Regions from separate parts of the Homo sapiens genome. Here all the other regions are linked to region 1. The links are chromatin contacts, found by Hi-C in ENCODE. All regions are on one chromosome and are shown on one strand. Each heading gives the region's core, a stretch centred on a gene start or an enhancer-like site at or near the end of the contact. The rest is flanking DNA. Distances are from core to core; before and after follow the strand shown. Region 1 overlaps CFAP299 (cilia and flagella associated protein 299). Region 2 overlaps ANTXR2 (ANTXR cell adhesion molecule 2). Region 3 has its middle 58 kb from the start of PRDM8-AS1. Region 4 has its middle 90 kb from the start of RASGEF1B. Region 5 has its middle 22 kb from the start of RASGEF1B.

Region 1 (2,650 bases), core at 44-2,543:
AGAAAATAATTATGAATTTTTATCTAAAATAATGGTGATGTTATGTAGGAGGATGTCCTTATACTCATGAGACGCAAGATGAAATATTTTAAGGTGAAATCTGTAAGCTACTTTCAAATAGTACAAACATAGACACAAATAAACACACACCAAAATACCAAAAGAGAATTGAAGCAAGTTTGGAAAAATGTTAACAATTGTTTTGTCTAGGTTGTGAGTATATTAGCCTTCATTGTACTATTCTTTGAACTTTTCCAAAACTTAAAAAAAATTAATAATAAAAAGTTGAAAAAGTTGCACAAAAATTTGAATGTATTTAATGTCACTCAACTGTACACTTTAAACGGTTAAACTGAAATTTTATGTTGTGTATTTTTGACCAAAAATTTTAAAAAGTTGGAAAAAATCTTATGTAGAGTAATCCTGTCTTAACCACAGTCAGTGTCAATAAACTAGAGGTTTTGTGAGATCTCTAATTATTCACTTAAGGTTTATCCAGAGACACAATCTTCAAGGAAACACATTCTAGACAACTAAAGAAACTACCAAGTGATTGCTCTGGGATTCTGACTTTTTCTTTTAAAGCAATGGACCAAACTGTGCATGAATAATTTCTGTCATTAGATGACACAGACAGATACTCTAGTAAGGATTCAGTAGGAATTGTTAGTCCTAGTTTATGGGTTATATGCACAGTATATGGCTTTTGGGATCTCTGCTCTATTTCTGAATTTTCCATGAGAGACAGTACTTAATATTTAGCTTGGAATAAAGAGAAGCTAAAATGAGTTAAGTATTGGAAAATTAAATTTATCTGTAAAAGAATTCCAAGTAGATATTACAAAATTTTTTTGAACCACAGTTCAGAGGATATGAGTAGATTCTAAAAGTATCCTGGGACATAACTGAGGTTCAACAAGTCAGGGCCAATGTTTCCCTAAAGACTTTTAGGCTGAAACCACAATTACAGGTCACTTTTAATTCTGTTCAGAGCTCTTCCACACACAAAGCTGTGGGGACACTATAATTCTTACTCACAGTGACTGAAAATGAAAGCCTGGTTAAGTACAAAGGGGTGTTTTCTGCCAAGCTCAATGAAAGAAGGAAGTGGCAAGGGTGGGTACAGGATGGCCAAAATTTCCTAGTCTTAACTGTGGACAGCAGGATTGCTTAAAGTTCTGAAAAATATTCCTAAATTAGGTCTTGTCACAGGAGACACACTTCTGACAAAAAAAAATATGACCTGGGAAGGATTGGGATATGGATTTGAGGTCAAAAGTGACATCTTTACATGTCAAAGTCTTAAATGGAATAATGTACTGAATTAAAAAAAATAATGGCAGTGATCTCTGTTTGGTCCTGGATTTCTGGTTGTACATATGTATGTGTCTGTATATAACTTTGGTTAAGCCAGCTAACACTTTAATGATACAGGTTTTTTAAGTGTTAAAATGTGAAAAAGGTCTTGTATTAGTCCATTATTATATTGCTATAAGGAAACACCCAAGACTGGGAAGTTTATAAAGAAAAGAGGTCTAATTAACTTACAGTTCCACATGGCTGGGGAGGCCTCAGGAAACTTACAATCATGGCAGAAGGCACCTCTTCCCAGGAAAGCAGGAGAGAGAATGAGTGCCAGCAGGGGAAATGCCAGTTGCTTATAAAACCATCAGATCTTGTGAGAACTCACTCACTATCCTGAGAACAGTATGGAGAAAACTGCCCCCATGATTCAATTACCTTCCATCAGGTCCCTCCCGTGACATGTGAGGATTATATGGATTACAATTCAAGATGAGATTTGGGTGGTGACACAGCCAAACCATATCAGGTCCCTAACCTATAAGGTTGTTGTAAAGAGAAAATGAAATATTATATATAATATAATATTTATAAATGTAATATATAATATTTATATATAATATGTAATATATAAATTATTTAGTACAGTGCTTTAGTTATTAATTAGTACTATGCACAGTAAGTGCTCAGTTAACATCATCATTGTTTTTAAATCATCATCATAATCATCTCAGACTGACGCAGTTCAACCTTGTAACCACGGTATGGAACAACCTGAGGGAGACCAAGGGCTGAAATAAACTCACACGTAGTGGGTGAGCAAAGAATATCATGACTAGGCTAACAGAAAATATGACCTCTAGAATCTAAGATAGCAGTTTAAACCAGAAGTCACAAACTCAAATGCCTAAAAGAAGCTAGCAGGTACTATGCATGAGTAACTCAAGGGTGATGGTGGTATCACTATATGTGGTTAGTGAAGTCTGTGTTAATCTAGTAAAAATATGCCCCATCTGAGGAAGCAGCTGCAGTTTAATTCTGGATGACAGTTGAGATGAGAGATCTTTTTTTTTTTTTTTTTTGAGACAGAGTTTCACTCTTTTTGCCCAGGCTGGAGTGCAATGGCGCGATCTTGGCTCACCGCAACCTCCGCCTCCCAGGTTCAAGCGATTCTCCTGCCTCAGCCTCCCAAGTAGCTGGGATTACAGGCACCTGCCACCATGGCCAGCTAATTTTTTTTTGTATTTTTAGTAGAGACGGGGTTTCACCATGTTGGCCAGGGTGGTCTCGAACTCTTGACCTTGTGATCCACCCGCCTCGGCCTCCCAAAGTGCTGGGATTACAGGCG
Region 2 (2,650 bases), core at 86-2,585, 820 kb after region 1:
ATTCCAGTGTACAGCCAGGGTGGAGAACCACAGTGCATATATAGAGCTTTATGTGAGTGACCCCTGGACTGAGTGTGAGGAATTCTCACATCACTGTGTAGAATCACGGTGTTCACATACAACAGATGCTCAACAGATGAGTGTAGACTCATTGACTGAAATCCTGAAAGAGCTTTGAAATCTGGAAAGTTAAGACAATGTGCATTGGAAAGTTCAAGTACTGTACAGACACATCGTAGAAAGAAAAAGTAGGAGATACTGAAAATAAAATTATGCCTTCATTGTTAGTTGGTCAATTCAGGATTCCCTGCAGACTGTTTTATGACACCATGATTTCAGTCTATCTTTATTTTAGTTATAATGCCTTGCATACCTTCCACATCCAAAGTGTTTCAGAGAAAAGCTACTGATATGGCACAGTGCATGGCAGTTGTGGTGGCTATTTTCCCTTCCCTTCCTCACTCCTCTCCTCTTCTCCCCTCTCCTTCCCTTCCCTGCCCTTCTCAGCAAAGAAATTAGGGAGATACAAATAGAGCTGAAAGTGCTAATTTCATACATTAAAAAATTAGCCAAGCCTGGGCATAGTGGCTGAAGTCTGTAATTCCAGCACTTTGTAAAGTCAAGATGAGAGGCTTGCCTGAGGCCAGGAGTTCAAGACCATCCTGAGCAGTATAGTGAGACCACATCTCTATAGAAAATTTAAAAGTAGCCTGGTATAATGGTATATGCCTGTAGTCTCAGCTACTTGGGAGACTGAGGTGGGAGGGTTGCATGAGTCCAGGGGTTTGAAGTTGCAGTGAGCTATGATTGTGCCAGTGCACTCCAGCCTGGGTGACAGAGTGAAACTCTGTCTCCAATATATATGAAGCCTCTAAATGAAAGCGAGGAAAACACCATATATATATATATGGTGTTTGTGTGCCTCCTCTCTTTCTCTTTTTCCCTCCAGTTGATAATGGAATTTGGTCCCCCAATTCTCAATTAAAGAAAACCAGGGCTTTAATATAACATTTTGTTTGTTCAATTCCTGTCTCTTTCAAAAAAGTATTTGAGGCTGCATAGAAATTAATAGTGTTGCAGAAAATTAATAAAATATAAAAAGAAGAGTGCTAAAATTTTGGAAAAGGGGATGAAACACTATGATAACCACATGAACTTAACAGAATTTTGTGAATGAGTAAGAAATTTACTGTGGGCTTCCCCAGTAGTCAGGACAAGAAATAAGTTTGCATGGTTGTCAAGTGCAGAAAAGAGGAAGTACATAGCAACTACTTGGGGGTGACAAAGAAACTTCTGCTTTGAAATGTTATAGGGGACGATGCGTGTCATGACAGCAGCATCCTTGACAACTGCTTCACAACAAATACAAAGTAGTTTCAATATTGCTGTTCCCTGTAGTTGAAGACATAACTTGAAAGCCAAACTCAGTGAAGCTGATCTTCTAAGATGTTGAATTCAAGGAGTTGAACTTATCTTTATAACATAACCTTTCTTTCTTCTTGTTCTTAAAATTTTAGTCATTTTCGCTTTCATTTAGAGGCTTTTTTTTTTAACATTACAGTGGGGATGAATGATTTCTGTTTTTAACCTACCACATTATTTTGCTTTTTCACCGTTAACTGTTTACCAATTGAAAAACTTAATATTTATTTTCAGTTGCTTGGGATTCTTCAAGGGTCTGAGATCTGTCTGCCCTGTCTTGTTTTGGCCTTTGTTTCCCCTAAAGTGATACCTTGTTGATTGATAAGAGGCTGACAGACTTCAGGTAGTTACCCTGAAGGGAGTACAAGGCCAGGACTCACATGTGTTTTTCTTGGCTATGGAAAAGGAGCACTTTCCTCTTAGGATCATGCAGCTGCAAAAGTAATGATGGGATTGAGTGGAGCTTGGAATCTTATGGTGCAGGTATAGGTACAGATAGAAAAACCGCAAACTGCTGTCTCTCTTCCAGTGTAATAAGCTAGCAGATACCTGACTGTACAAAAAAAAACCTTGAATCCACGTTTGGGAAGTTCCTTTAGCTTAAAGTCTTGTGCTGGTGTTGTCTGGGACTCAGCAGCAATGGTGAGCTGATTTGAACTGAATGGAGAAGGCTGTCTTATGCAAAATCTGTTTGTGTAAACTTGCATTTCACTTGTTGGCAGCAAACACTAATGCTCAAAGACACACTGCCACTCATTTCTGAAAAGCACCAAATATTTGACTTTTATCTGCATTCAGACACAATCAGTTTCAAGTTGTTTCTGTAGCTATCAAACGTAAATATTTTAGATACAACAAGCTTATGAATTACATAACTTATGCTATCATCCTTGGAATTATAATTTTTTTATGATATATTGAAAAATTTATTGAACACTTACTTTGCAAATGACATTATAATAAGTACAGAGCAGGGGAATACAGCATAAATAAAAGACATGGTAATAGCCTAATGTAAACTTTCAGTGTAGTTGAAAAGTGAATATTTAAATTAAATTAGTTAAATTATTAGAAAGTTGAATGTTTTTAGGAGAGAACTTTTTTTTATTATGGTAAAACATGAATATGAGTATGACTAGAAAGCTTGGGGTGACTCAGAATAAGAGTGTAATGAACTTAAAGAATGGTTCAGAATAGGTAGACTTTAAACCAAATATTTAAAAAGACA
Region 3 (2,650 bases), core at 60-2,559, 740 kb after region 1:
CTCTTTCCCCAGGCCTGAGTCTCATTCTACATGGAGAGTACTAACTAGTATGACATTCATGGCCTCTTCCCATGGTGACATTCATGATCCTCTTCCTTACTCCTCATTACAGAAGAAAGAGTGACTTCTTTAAAAGCTGAGTTTGGAAGGAGGAACTAGGAAGGTGTATTTTAGTCCTCACATCTCTTATTTCTTTTGCGATCTAGCTGCACAGAGAAGTTTGGTTCCTCCTGGCATAAGTTTTACAGGGCAAACCTTCCACTTCGGGATGCTTACGGTAGCCAGTTTTTCTGTGACTGAATGAGTAAATATGAGAAAAGGCCCTAACCTGTGGGGCATTCAAAGTAATAAAAGGGATATTTAAATTTCTGTCTGCTTGATTCTTCTTAATTAGTCCAAAATGAGGCTATGAAAGAGGGTGCTGTTTATTACTCCCATCCCAACATTGTTGTACCTTTAAACCATAAGAACATAGCTTAAAATTTACAAGGCTTTTCTGATTTGAATGTAGTTACTCACAAATGACGACTATTGTGATGTTATGTAACTTCTCGTCATGAATATAGTTCCCCTTCCACAATTTTATATCTAGAGTTAGATTTGCATTTTTTTTTTTTACCACAACAAGCACATATTTTCACAACTTTGGCAGAACTGTGTTATACTTTCCATCATTCTATGATTTCAGCTCCTTACAATATCATTCTTAATGGGTGAACACTGTTTTTCTTTTATTTGTTAATGGCGTTCATGATACCCATGGTTATCATTGCTAAATGCTATTATGATAATTTGTCATTTTTTTCAGGTGGTAAAATGTACTGTTTAATGAGAAGTGTGTTGTTCAATCTGATATACAGATACTGTATTAATTTGGGTTTCCTTAGGCAGAATCTGAGACATAACTTTGAATTATGTCAGTTTATTTGGTAGTGGTGGGGAGGAATCATGGCTTAAAATGAGGAGAATGAGGCAAGAAATGATGGAAAGTTGGTAAGTGATGTATTATTGTGTTGGTATGTACAACTGGAGCTTGATCCTACTGGGGATCCTCTCAGGAGCCATGTAAAATGCACTCACAATTATCACTCCAAAGGACCAGGAGACTGGGAGGACAGGGGACAGGGTCCTTTTTCTATTGACTCTCCTCAATTGGTGGAGGGTTAACTTCCCCCAACTTCTGGGCTGCCTCCTGTGGCAGCATAATGAAGAAAGGTGGGGTGGCAAGAGCAGAAGTTTGAGACAGGTAAAGATGCCTGCAGCTTGCACAAGATCTGTCTTTCCACCACAGCTGCAGCTGAAACCCTCATGTGAACTGACAGGATGTGGTACAAGGCTTACAAAGCATCTGCTCCAAGTATGATTCAGAAAATATTAAAAAGAAGAAAAACATTTGCCACATTCATCCCATCAATATGTGGCTTAACTGTTGGCTTGGTATAACTAAACAATCATTTGCAATGCTTTCAAATTCCAGAACTGTCAGATATATCTGTATGTCTGTATTTTTGTTTTAATCTATATCTATTTTTAGATATCTAATTTATTTTAATCTATTTATCTATGTATCTATATATGTATGTATGTGTCTACTACCTATCCATCTCTCCACCGATCCGGTCAAAATTTTCTTTATATTGCACTGACTTTGAGGGCAGTCCCCAGGGAGGAAACTGAATGTGAAAACTTAAGTTATTTAGGGGTGGATATTAACAAGAACCTCTTTCTTGGAGGCCAGTCAGAATTTGGATGGGATGAGGAACTTAAGCTCTAGAAAAAAAAGTTGTAATTTGTAGGCCAGATTCTCTAAGTCCAGGTTTTTCTGTGCATATTTTTGTTTTGTTATCCTCTGGCATTAAATAAAATCTTGTTGAAATGTTCTAGTTTGTTCTCTATTGTGCTCATGGATATTAAGTAAAAGATTTGATATTCACAACTGGTTCTTAATTTTAAGAGACCATAGCACTTACATGATCTGTTGTGGTAGTAGTTTAAGAGTAAAGGAATCTACAAGAGGAATCTCAAATTCACTACTGTGGAGATTGTCCCTTTTTTGTCTTTTGTTGAGAAAGGTAGCAATTTTCTACAGGGTCTCAATGTGGAAAGTTAAAGGTCTCTTTAAATATTGTTTCACCTTCTACAACAGTTGATTTAGTTCATCCATTTTCTAAATCACATTAATTCAAAACTGTGTTATACACTGAAATAATACATGTAAGGTTTAATTCTTCCCCATAAATTGTTTTATTTTAGTGATCTATTGAATAATTTAGTATCAGGGATGGGTTCAGAAGCTGCTTTTATTAACATTTTCATAAACTGTGGAAAAGAAAATGTTCACATTGAAGTTCCCAAGTTTGCCAGTGACCTTAAGCTCTTCTGGTTAATGAAAATGCCAAGCTGATGGAAATAAACTGCAGAAAGACTTCACGAAGCTACGTTCATGGACGGAAAATTGATATATGAGTCACAAAAGGGACAAAGATAAAATAATGAGCCAATGCACTTAGAAAAAAAATAATCCAAACTATACCGGCAGAGTAATGGTCTTGGAGTTATCTATTACAGCACAGGGATCATTGTGAACTCTTCTATGAGGACAGGGAGGAGTTCATTAAAGGCTGATGGAATTCTGACAATCACAAGAAAG
Region 4 (2,650 bases), core at 93-2,592, 690 kb before region 1:
ATTAAGAGCTCAATTATTGCCTAGTATATTGAAAGGGTATATGTCAATGTGTATATTTATTGGTCATTGTACATATCAGTGTATTTAGATTTTTCCACTTATTTTGTGAATTTATGTATTTGATATTTGAACATAATTTTTTTTACCAGATTGTTTTAATTTTGCCTTAATATTTTATTTTCTTTTGTCAGTTTTAACCATATTGTATAAATTATACAAGATAAATTCATTTTTCTAGCAAGATGTATTTTACAAAGATATGAACTAAAAAATAGAATTCATTTGGATGGAAACTTTCTTGACAGCACCCTGTGTGAAAACACTAATCAAAGACATCTGAGGTTGTTTTGTTTACTCAGATGTCAAAAAGTTTTTTCTCTCTCATCTTGCTTATTTTAAACTTTGTCTTCCTTTTCTCATTCGAAATAATGATTTTTAAAAGGCTATTCCTTTTCTGAATCTCCTGTATTCTCCAACCTATAAATAAAATCCTTCGACTCCTTTTGAAGTAGCAGTGATTCAAGCCTTATACTTAAACCAGGTGTATTGTTTTTATATTTATTGGTAATATATTACTTCATGGCATCCAAATGGATAAAGAGAATTTTGTTCACAGAATGTCCATACTAGAGGGAAATCTACTCACCATTGATCTTCCTCACAGATATCTTGAGAAAGAAAATATAGCTTTTATTCCTCTGTTTCTGAAGTACATGGAAACTATAGCAAGGAATTTAAGGTCATATTATATCACTTATTAAATGTATTAGGATTTATTAGTTGTACCCATCTAGCATGATTTTCAGTAAGAGGAGAAACTTCCATGTGGAGACTCAATAATAGATTTAAAATACCTGAGTCAGGTATTACACTTCTCTCAAAGATTTAAGGCATCCTTGAAAAAGAGTCTAAATGCAATAAGTTAGTGTAATATAACCAGTCTGCTGTGGAACACTTTCACCATGTCAGATCTCCCAGTAACAGGTTTTCTGAACTTGGGCTAGTGACAAGCTTACCTAGGCCTCAGTTTCTTCATTTGTAAAATGAAATGATTTGGTTCCATGAGGAGGCTGTAGATAAGCACAAGGTGCTACTCCTGGTTAGAATCTCAAAGAGAGTCAACATTAGAATGTTGATCTGAAAAAGCTGATATAGGAAGAATATTCTTCAGTTATGACATAGACTCCACCATTTATACAGGTTGGAGGGAAAAAATACTTTCTCATTTTCATGATTACAGCTGCTGGTTTCATTTCCTCCTTTGTAGGAACCCCCTGTTTTTACGTACAGGAAGGATGCTTGAAATAGAAGTGAAAGCAGAAACTCCAGGCAATATAGGAAACACCAAGTGAATGTATATGCCTGCAAGGGGACCTAGCTCTTTATCATTCTGAGTAATTTGGAAGGAAAGGTATTTAACAATGTCTGCTTCCTCAAACAATACCTTCCTTAGGTGAATGTACTGCCTAAAAGGTATTAAACATCTGAGTCCAAATTTCAAAGTAGAATTTCCCAAGGAATTTTCTTATAATAGAAATAAATGTTGTCACCTACTATCAGAGGTCAATTGAAATTTTTTGTTATAAATTCCTATCAACTTACTATTAGTAATTAAATAATTAGGGGCCTTTGAGTAGAAAGGCTGTCAAATGAGACTGGCAATACAGATGGCTTGTAAAGAGAACAGAGTCACCAAATACTTCTTAATGAGTAGCTAGTTCAAGGCAATCCAAAGCACCTCTCTATTTTGCCAAGCATGTTTTTGGTATGGTTATGGACATGGTGCTCCTGCAAAGACATTGCCCCAAATTCGGCATCTTTCTACATGGTTGCTTATGCTTCAAGCTGTTTAATAGCCACAGAGCCCTCCAAGGCTGGGCCTAGATTAGCATTTTTGAATCTTTTTTGATTATAACCCACAAAAGAAATGCATCCTAAACCATGATCCAGGACTCCCATATGTGAATGTATGCTTGTACGTATATCTACGCCAGTCAGAACGGTGATTTTTAAAAAGTCAAGAAACGACAGATGGTGGCAAGGTTGTGGAGAAGTATGAGCACTTTTACACTGTTGGTGGGAATGTAACTTAGTTAAACCATTGTGGAAGATGGTGTGGCTATTCCTCAAAGATCTGGAACCAGAAATATCATTTGAACCAACAATTCCATTATTGGGTATATACCCAAAGAAATATAAATCATTCTATTAAGAAGATATATGCATGTGTAAGTTCATTGCAGCACTATTCACAATAGCAAAGACATGGAATCAATAGAAATGCCTATCAATATACTGGATAAGGAAAATGTGATACATATACACCATGGAATACTATGCAGCCGTAAAATAGAATGAGATCATGTCCTTTACAGGGAGGGACATGGATGAAGCTGGAAGCCGTTATCCTCAGCAAACTAACACAGCAACAGAGAACCAAACATGGCATGTTCTCACTCATAAGTGGGAGCTGAACAATAAGAACACATGGACACAGGGAGGGAAACAACACACACTGGGGCCTGTTGGGGGTGGGGTTGGGGGAGGGAGAGCATTAGGAAAAATAGCTAATGCATGCTGGGCTTAAAACCTAGATGACGGGTTGATAGGTGCAGCAGACTTCCATGGCACATGTTTACCTATGTAACAA
Region 5 (2,650 bases), core at 40-2,539, 620 kb before region 1:
AAAATGAGTCATTCAGTCAAAACATGTGAATGAGAATTTGTCTTCACTTCTACTTCTGACTGGCTACTTGATTTTGAGCAAGTTACTTAACCTACCTAGGTTTCCTTTTGCTCTTCTGTAGGAGTGAGACTCCATGAAGCATGTTCTGGAATCAGCTTTTTCCCCCCTCTGCCCTATCTGTTTATATCTGTGTCATAATTGCAGTAACAGTAGTACAACTTTCATTTATACTTTCCAAAGTCTTTTACATTTATTGTGTTATTTGGCCACTATATCAACATTGTGAGGTATCCCAAGTTAGGCACTCCACCTCCAGATAAAGAAATTGAGAGCTAAGCCAGAGAAAGAATGTTTGACTTGTCAAGGTCACAGAGACCCTAGAACCCATATATTTCACTGTGGTAGGTCAGGCTTTTATGGTGCATCTATCGTATGCATTGCACTGGACAAAGTGCTAATGATAACAGTCCCATACTTTTTTGTAATAGAATCCATGCACAAAGATAAGTGATAACCCAAAGTAGTAGATGCTAAGAGGCAAATGAGCAAACCACAGTTACTTTTTATCTTATTGATTTGCCTGTGAAAAAATAATTCCGCCGGGCGCGGTGGCTCGCGCCTGTAATCCCAGCACTTTGGGAGGCCGAGGTGGGCGGATCACAAGGTCAGGAGACTGAGACCATCCTGGCTAACACGGTGAAACCCTGTCTCTACTAAAAATACAAAAAATTAGCCGGGTGTAGCCGGGTGTGGTGGCGGACGCCTGTAGTCCCAGCTACTCGGGAGGCTGAGGCAGGAGAATGGCATGAACCTGGGAGGCGGAGCTTGCAGTGAGCTGAGATCGGGCCACTGCACTCCAGCCTGGGCGACAGAGCGAGACTCCGTCTCAAATAATAATAATAATAATAATAATAATAATAATAATAATAATAATTCCTTATTTTCTTAGATGAAATTTTCTCCATCATTGTGTGAGATAGCGTTTCCCTCTCTTGGATTCCATGGAGAGCTTGATGGGAGAAAAAGATTAATTTTACTTTGACACCATTACTTCAGTATCATGTAAGCACATGCCTTGGTTTGGATATCTTTCAACAGTGGTCTGTTTGGCTTTAAATAGTGCATGTTTAAGTGTAATCTAAAACTTTGTAATTCTGTAAAGCAACAAAAATCAATATTGAAAATTATCATGAGAAGGTTTTTTTTCTGAGTTTTTTCCCTGAGTCTATTTTTAGGACTAAGTATATGAGAAGTATGCAGAGTTTCAGTTTCATTTTTAGCGAAACTGGTAAGTAATAGAATTGATTCTGAAACTCCACAGCAAGAATAAGGGATATAAGACTGTCTGGGATACTTTCTACTTAAAAACATGCATTTCCCATGGCTTTTGATAGGGATTTTCCAAAATTTTTAGATTTTTGAATATGTGCTATATTTATGCTGTTCAAACACAATAAAATATGACAAACTGTCTTGTGAAAAGTTTCCTTCCTGTTTCTCCCACCCACTGTCTTACACCCACCAAGTTCCCATCCCCTCCCCTAAATAGCTAACTACTTACCAGTTCCTTATTTATCTGACCCCAATTTTTCATGTATAAAATATTACAGTACAAATATATATTCCTTCTTGTTTCCTTTTATAAACAAAGAAACAAACAAACAAACGAACAAAAACAGGGTCTTGTTCTGCCTCCCAGAGTAAGACCTGTGCTCAAGTGATTCTCCTACCTTAGCCTCCTGAGTAGCTGGGACTACAGGCATGCACCACCACATCCAGTTAATTTTTTAAAACATTTTTTTCTTACTATGTTGCCCAGGCTGCTCTCTAACTCCTGGTCTCAAGTGATCCTCCTGCTTCAGCCTCCCACAATGTTGGGATTACAGATGTGAGTCATCATACCTGGTCTCCCTCTTTTATATATATTGTAGGATACTCTACATAATGATTCTATATATTTTTTCACTAAACAATATATTAGCATTCCATATCAATACGTAGTGTCCCTGTGGTTTCCTATTATACTGCAAAGTGTTTGATTCTGTTATTACATTTTATTTATTAAATAAATACAATTTATTCATCGAATTCACTAATGATGGATAGTTGCTTCTAATCTTTTCTCATAATGGAATGAGTAATGTTCTTTATGTGATATTTCACATAATGAGTGGAAGGTATCTATACAATAATTTTCCTTAGTTGGTATTATTTGATCAAAACATATATGCATTCGTATTCCTCCACTATGGTAGATTTTCTTATGAGTTAAAGGAAATCTTATGAGTTAAAGGAAAAGATCTCAGAATTAGTTTTAATTTACAATTTTGCTATTGTGAGTGAGAGTGACCCTTTTTTATCAGTATAAAAGCCTTTTCAGGTACAAACTGTATGTTTATGTCTTTTTCTGATTTTCTATTGGATTATTAGTGATTTTCACTTAGTAACAGTACAGTAAATAAGTGTATATTCATCATTTCCTAAATTTGCTCTGGTTATCTTTTTTTTTTTCAAGAAGATACTCATTCTTGACTCCTTTTTATTTGAAGCTACAGGTGTAGAATTGTGGCAATCACGTATGAGTCATACACCTTTTTTCATTCTGTTCTTAGGATTTGGCCAAAGTCAAATTCAAACAAATAGAAGTATA

What was found. A loop is a pair of places that touch in the nucleus more often than their neighbours do. Pooled maps may share reads with other maps.
Region 2: a loop to region 1 is called in a map with no recorded cell type, with 15 times the contacts of the local background. The contact joins two enhancer-like sites. A Hi-C loop is called at or near these places in 7 of 37 single-sample maps with no recorded cell type and 5 of 50 pooled maps.
Region 3: a pooled map shows a loop between it and region 1 (5-fold over the local background). The contact joins two enhancer-like sites. A Hi-C loop is called at or near these places in 2 of 37 single-sample maps with no recorded cell type and 3 of 50 pooled maps.
Region 4: a loop to region 1 is called in a map with no recorded cell type, with 18 times the contacts of the local background. The contact joins two enhancer-like sites. A Hi-C loop is called at or near these places in 3 of 37 single-sample maps with no recorded cell type and 4 of 50 pooled maps.
Region 5: a loop to region 1 is called in a map with no recorded cell type, with 9 times the contacts of the local background. The contact joins two enhancer-like sites. A Hi-C loop is called at or near these places in 4 of 37 single-sample maps with no recorded cell type and 2 of 50 pooled maps.

The regions. Positions count from the first base shown.
Region 1 is chr4:80,875,399-80,878,048 of GRCh38, reverse strand. The region is part of intron 4 of CFAP299 (cilia and flagella associated protein 299); the gene reads right to left. Among named protein-coding and RNA genes, the nearest start is that of BMP3, 150 kb to the left of the region's middle. Within about 2 kb of position 1,293, at least 3 of the 41 ENCODE cell types and tissues checked have a DNase peak (open chromatin) inside an H3K27ac peak, as active enhancers do.
Region 2 is chr4:80,057,581-80,060,230 of GRCh38, reverse strand. All of the region lies in intron 3 of ANTXR2 (ANTXR cell adhesion molecule 2), which reads left to right. Among named protein-coding and RNA genes, the nearest start is that of ANTXR2, 14 kb to the left of the region's middle. Within about 2 kb of position 1,335, at least 7 of the 41 ENCODE cell types and tissues checked have a DNase peak (open chromatin) inside an H3K27ac peak, as active enhancers do.
Region 3 is chr4:80,137,775-80,140,424 of GRCh38, reverse strand. No RefSeq gene overlaps it. Among named protein-coding and RNA genes, the nearest start is that of PRDM8-AS1, 58 kb to the left of the region's middle. Within about 2 kb of position 1,309, at least 5 of the 41 ENCODE cell types and tissues checked have a DNase peak (open chromatin) inside an H3K27ac peak, as active enhancers do.
Region 4 is chr4:81,560,948-81,563,597 of GRCh38, reverse strand. No RefSeq gene overlaps it. Among named protein-coding and RNA genes, the nearest start is that of RASGEF1B, 90 kb to the right of the region's middle. RefSeq lists an enhancer at 894-1,063. Within about 2 kb of position 1,342, at least 6 of the 41 ENCODE cell types and tissues checked have a DNase peak (open chromatin) inside an H3K27ac peak, as active enhancers do.
Region 5 is chr4:81,492,955-81,495,604 of GRCh38, reverse strand. No RefSeq gene overlaps it. Among named protein-coding and RNA genes, the nearest start is that of RASGEF1B, 22 kb to the right of the region's middle. RefSeq lists an enhancer at 782-1,981. Within about 2 kb of position 1,289, at least 6 of the 41 ENCODE cell types and tissues checked have a DNase peak (open chromatin) inside an H3K27ac peak, as active enhancers do.